2 separate regions of the Mus musculus genome follow, and region 1 is linked to region 2. The links are chromatin loops, found by intact Hi-C in ENCODE. Cell type or tissue: left cerebral cortex. All regions are shown on one strand. Links, peaks and the distances in the headings refer to the core of each region. The heading gives the core; the rest is flanking DNA. Region 1 overlaps Igsf21 (immunoglobulin superfamily, member 21). Region 2 overlaps Gm1667 (a long non-coding RNA gene).

Region 1 (2,906 bases), core at 266-2,765, 110 kb before region 2:
CAGCTTGCCGATGATGGTGTTGTTGGGCTGAACCATCTCTCTCAAGACCTGTTTGTATTCCCACAATGCCCTGCTGGCCCATAGCTCTTCAGGGGAGTGTGGGAAAGGAGTGGGTGGGAGTGACCGTGTCCCTACTGACTGGGAAGCCCAGGCTCTTCTGAGAGTCCCTCAGGAAGGTAAACCATCCCACCGTTAGCTTTTCCTCTTGTCCTGCTTGCAACTGTAGGTTTATTTCAAACGGGACGGGGAGCCGATAGATGCCGTGCCCCTGACAGAACTGCCAGCAGCCAGCTCTGGCCCAGTCCAGGACAGCAGGCCCTTCCGAAGCCTTCTGCACCGAGACGTGGATGATACCAAAATGCAAAAGTCACTGTCCCTTCTGGACACTGAATACCGGGCTGGACGTCCCTACACGGAGCGCCCCGCGCGCAGCCTGACCCAGGACCCCAGCCTCTTCGTGCAGCCCACCACGGAAAACATCCCAGAGACAGTGGTGAGCCGAGAGTTCCCCCGTTGGGTACACAGCGCCGAGCCGGTCTACTTCCTGCGCCACAGCCGCACCCCAGGCAGCGATGGCACGGTGGAGGTGCGGGCCCTGCTCACCTGGACCCTCAACCCGCAGATCGACAATGAGGCCCTCTTCAGCTGTGAGGTCAAGCACCCAGCGCTGTCCATGCCCATGCAGGCGGAGGTCACGCTGGGTAAGACCTGGCAGGCTCTGCTGCAGCCCATAAGAGGTTGTAGTTCGGCAACAGGGGTGGTGGGGGGCACGGGCTGCTGGAAGCCAGGGGGAGGGAAGCAGATGGAGTCAGGTCACCTCGGAGGAGAGACAAGGGTCTTTGGTGAGGTTGTTGGTTGGACTGGAGAAAATGGAAATCCCTTGGTCATCGAGGTGTTTGTTGAGGTCAAGCGCATGGGTGTTTAGAGGGCATTTGCTCATCACAGATAGAAGCCTGACTTGTAGTCTCATTACAGATAAGCAAAACTGAGACTGCAATTAGTGATCTGGCCCTGAGCTGCTAGGTTCTGCACAGCAGAGCTGTGCTAATAAGCCCCATCTACTGACACCATAAGGCCGGGTGCTCCTGTCTGGCTTTGAGCCAGCTCCTAGAAGACCCTTCCAAACCAATGCAGACTTCTACAGCTCTCACAGAACATCAGAAGAGCTGTTTCCTGGGTGCCTGTCTGCCACGTGCTGCCTGCTTCCTGTCTGTTAGTTCAGCAGGTGTTTGTGAAGCAAGTCGTGGGCTTTGGATGGTCACACTCTAACCCTGGGGGAGGTGAGGACATGCTGGATAGCCAGGACTCCTGAGGTGAGAGGGAGAGCCTGGGCTAACTTCTCTTTCTGCCTAGCCTGTCCCAAGCCTCTGTTTTCTGGCCTGTTGTATGTGGCAAGTGACAGGCCAGCCAACACGGGCCAGCCACAAGCGGGGAGTCCAGCTTGAACCCTTGCAGTACCCATAGTGGCCACTGGGGGCGATGTTCTTATTCCCGTTCTTTTGGTGAGGGACTTGGGTTCTACATGCTAGGTCATTTAGCCGGTACATTGTGTCCCAGTCCTTAGTGTTGCCCAGCTGACGGCTGCAGTTAAGACACATTGAATCACGAGTATGGCCTGCACAGTGACAAACCCTGCACTCTGAGAAAGGCCATGGGATGAACGGAGTGGTATTGGGGCACAGAGTTCAAACACCCAGCAAGGACTTTGAAGCCAGGCCACCTGTGGTTGGACTTGTCTTCTGCAGGAGACCTTGATCTCACCTGCATTCATTTTTCAGGGATGCCTTGTGTGGCTCACGTGCTGCTTCCTCCAGGAAGCCTTGCCGGTCCGGTTGACTGTATCTCTTTAAAGCCCCTCTTCCTGGGTTTGTGTCTGTCTGGTAGGCAGTCTTGAAAGTCACCTCAGAGGTGACAGTGCTGTCTTTGCACTGGTCAAGCCGTTAGCCTCAGGGCTACTCGTGATCTCCTCATGTCCAGGTTCACACGCACCTCAGAAGGCTTCCGGGGCCTGCCCTTCTCCGTCTTTCCCAGCAACCCATTCAAGCACTCCGCATCTCCCCCTGGAGTGCAACATGGCCTCCAAACTGGTCTACTTGCTTCTGGTCCCCCCCCCCATGCTGTTTTGCATCCCAACCGATCTACTTACAATATAAATCAGCCCCAAACTCAGATAAACAGCTGCCCAGACCCTGCAGTGTAGACGCCAGGCTGACGCAGAGAAGAGAGGCCAGAAACAGACCTGCAGGTAAAGTCAATTGATTTTGATGGAGACCCTGAGGCTGTTCGGAGAGTAAAGAGAAGACCTCTAACACATGGTGGTGAGGAACAAGGGAGTGCAAGTGTGGAGGAGGTGGGCCTGGCCCCTGCCTGGCACTCACACAGGTTAACCGGAGATGATTGATAGACCCCAGTGTAAAAGCCAGCGTCATGAAGCTTCCAGAACAAAATGAAGAGAAATGTCTTTATGGAGCCAAGGAAGCCAGCATCCCTTAAAGCAGCCATTTTGTTTGGCTTGTAAGAAGCCCTCTTTAAGAGAGTGGAAAGTTAAGGTGTAGAAGTGTGTGGGGGGTGGGGTGGGGTGGGTGTATTCTCAGTTCTCTGTGAAACACTGGTATCCAGGATGCAAAAAAAACCAAGCAAACAACAAAACAAAACCAAAAAACTAACCCAGCTAAGCCAGGCGTGATGGTACAAGGCTGTCATCTCAACTTTCGGGAGGTGGGGACAGGAGGCTCAGAAGTTCAAGGTCACTCTTGGCTCCCTGGGTAGTTTGAGGTCAGTCTGCACTGACTGCCTGCCGGCCACAAGTCCCAGACTGTCATAAGTGTGTCTCAGAAACCAAGGGGGAGGAGCCGCTACTCGATACCTGAGAGACAAGCAGTATTGGTTGTCAGTGATGGAGAGCA
Region 2 (2,906 bases), core at 285-2,784:
CCCCAGCCCCATACTCCTCACCCTTGCTTTGATGGTCATCAAGCCCTTGGTAGTGGTCACCTGACTCTAAGTCCTAGTCTCTTTGCAGTAGGGTTCTCCCTTCCGTTGAATGCACTGCGTGGATTTTCCCTGTTTTCCCGCGGTTGGACTCCAGGGCCTTGTGCATAAGAGGCAAGCACTCCAACTCCGAGACACTGCCCTCGATGGCTGGCTCTGAATCAGATCGATAACCAAATACAGGCATCCCCATCTCTAAAAACCTTCTGAGATTGCATCGGAGAGAATGGAAGGCGCCTCCGCCTCCGTAGTTTAAACAGAAGGAGTTTTGCCTAGCAAAGGAGCATTAGCAGCCCTCAAACCTTCGAGACGGGAGAAGCAGGCTGTGAGCTGAGCCTTAGGGAAAACCTCCAGTCCCCAGAATCCTTCTGGGTCCCCTCCACCGTTACCAAGGAAACCAACAAATTGGGAAGCTCCTTAAGCATACCAAGCCAGTAAAAAGAGAAGCGCGCACCCCATTTCTCTTCCTATTTAAACTCTTTCCAAGCCCAGTCCTGTTCGTGTGACTCTGGTTGGGGAAGACTGAATCGCATCTGAAAGTCTTCCTTGCAAGAGGGTTATAGGGAAATTGGTTTTCTTTTCCTGGCTTCTTGGTATAAAAAGGCACGCGTGAAGGAGGTTGGAATAAATGTTGAACAAGAGAGCGCGCCGCATCCTCCTCGCCGCTAATCTCTCCACATCTGAGCGGTTCTTTTCTTGAAAGCCTCAGTCAGAAACCGGCTTTGAGCTCACTGAGAGGACGTTTGTCTGTTCAGCTCCACCGGGGGCTTACGGAGTGCGCTTGTTGGGTGGGTGGGGGCGGGGGCTGTTTAAAGCTGCCGCTGAGATGAAGGAAGCTGGGCGTGCTTCCTGCTGGAGTTCCTGGGCTACAAAGGGGCACAAATAAATAGAAAAGAAGCAAAGAAAACAGCAGGAGACAGTACTGTGGGAGGATGGGAGACAGCTCCGTGCAGGGAGTGCTTCCTACAGGCGCCAGCTGAGTTGAGTTCCGAGCCCCAGCTCTGTAAAAGTAAAAGGCAGGGCGGGTGTGACAACGCAAACTCCGAATCCCAGCTCTGGGGAGACTAAGATAGGAGAATCCTTGGGGCATAATGAGCAGCCTGCCTGACTAAACCAGTGAGTTCCAGGTTGAGCGGAAAGACCCTGTCTCAAAACTAGAGCCAGAGAGATGACTCGGTGGTTAAGTGCCCTGGCTGCTCTTGTACCCGACTCCGGTTCAGTTTCCAGCACCCACAGCGCAGCTCACAACCATCTGTAACTCCAGTTCCCGGGGATCCAACGCCCTCCTCTGGCCTCTAGAGGTACTGCACGCACGCGGTACACTGATATCCAGGCCAGTCAAAACACCACAGGCATGAAATAGTCTCTGCTATGGAGATCTCCCGTTTACTTCCAAAGCTTAAGACAGGGTTTCCGGGTCTGAACAGCCCAGCCCACAGGGGTGGCTATGAACCTCATCCAAGCCCACATCCTCCTGCCAAGTAAGGAGGGCTGCATCGTTCCCAGGACAGGCCCAGGTCATAGAGAGCAGGATTGCTGTCCTTCCCTGTCACAGGTCTGCCTCCTTGCTGAGGTAACTCAAGGTCTTGAAGTTCTGAGTCCCTGTTTGGCATTGCACAACAGCATCTTTATCCCAGCCTTGGGGGAAGTCCAGAGTCTCCTTGGCCGCTTCTACCTCCTCCATTCAAGGTGTGTCTGTCCTCTTTCTCATCAGAGCCCCAGCACAGTGGCTGCTAAACTTGGAGCTTTCTTTTGTTTGGGGAAGGGGACAGTGAACAAATGGTGTGTGTATATGCGTGCCCACACACGTGTGCATGAGTGTGCATGTGTGTCTGAGTGCGTTCATGTGTGTACATATGTGAGTGTGACTGTGTGCATGTCTGTGTATGTCTCTGTAAGTGTCTGTGTTTGTTCGTGCTTATGTGCATGCGTGTGTGTGTGTGTGTGTGTGTGTATGTGCATGTGAGTGTGTGCATTTGAATGTGCTTGTGTGTGTGTGTCTGTTTGTCTCTGTGTGTTCCTGTTTGTAGACTGGTATGTGTGCAGGGGTGTGTGTGTGTGTGTGTGAACATTCAAGGAGGCCAAATATAGATATCAAATGTCTTTCCTGACTTGTTCACCCTATTTTTTAGGACGAGGGACTTGAAGCTTGAGAATCTGACTCTGCTGGCTGACCAGCAAGCCCCTGCCTCAGTATCCCCAGCACCAGGACTATAGGCATGCACTGTAGGGCGCAGCTTTTGTGCATGTCCTGAAGATGGGAACTCAGAGCCTCCTAGTTGCAAGGGAAGTACTTCACCGACAGAACCAGCTCCAGGCTGTTTCATTCTGTGTTGAGACTGTGTTAACTTGGACACCCAAACTAGACAAGGCCAGTGAAAGATGCTGATTTAATTTAAGCTCATACTTCTACGTGGGTCCCAGTATTCCAGATAAAATACCAACAAATTGCGGGAGCTGGAGACATGGCTCGGATGGCAGCGTGCCTTCTGTACAGACATGAGGACCTGAGTTCCATCCCCAGCACTTGCATAATGGTGTACACATACACACACACACACACCTACACACTCACACACCTATACTTTCACACACACACACCTACATACTCACCCAGACACCCCCACACACACCTACACACATACAGATACACACCTACACATTCACGCATAGCTACACATACCTACACATACACAGACACACACCTACACACACACACCTATACATTCACACACACCTACACATAAACACACCTACACACTCACACACACACCTACAAACTCACACACTCACTCACACCTACACACTCACACACACCTACACACACAAAGACACACACCTACACACTC

Evidence for each region. Peaks named below come from ENCODE experiments on the same cell type or tissue, not always from the same donor. Only the 100,000 strongest peaks of a DNase experiment are listed, where the experiment ranks them.
Region 1: a loop joins it to region 2, with 2.6 times the contacts of the local background. A loop is called at or near these places in 4 of 42 quality-filtered maps.

The regions. Positions count from the first base shown.
Region 1 is chr4:140,032,146-140,035,051 of GRCm38, reverse strand. It overlaps Igsf21 (immunoglobulin superfamily, member 21), which reads left to right. Exons shown (of 10, transcript NM_198610.2): 6 at 227-701. Among named protein-coding and RNA genes, the nearest start is that of Gm52685, 37 kb to the left of the region's middle. In left cerebral cortex, for the core only: a CTCF peak has its summit at 1,464; a DNase peak (open chromatin) is centred at 1,462.
Region 2 is chr4:139,923,896-139,926,801 of GRCm38, reverse strand. The region is part of intron 3 of Gm1667 (a long non-coding RNA gene); the gene reads right to left. 4933427I22Rik (RIKEN cDNA 4933427I22 gene) reads left to right here. Exons shown (of 3, transcript NR_045159.1): 3 at 1-691. Among named protein-coding and RNA genes, the nearest start is that of Gm1667, 15 kb to the right of the region's middle. In left cerebral cortex, for the core only: a CTCF peak has its summit at 1,347 (motif pointing left); DNase peaks (open chromatin) are centred at 454 and 989; H3K4me3 peaks cover 802 bases; H3K27ac peaks cover 1,172 bases.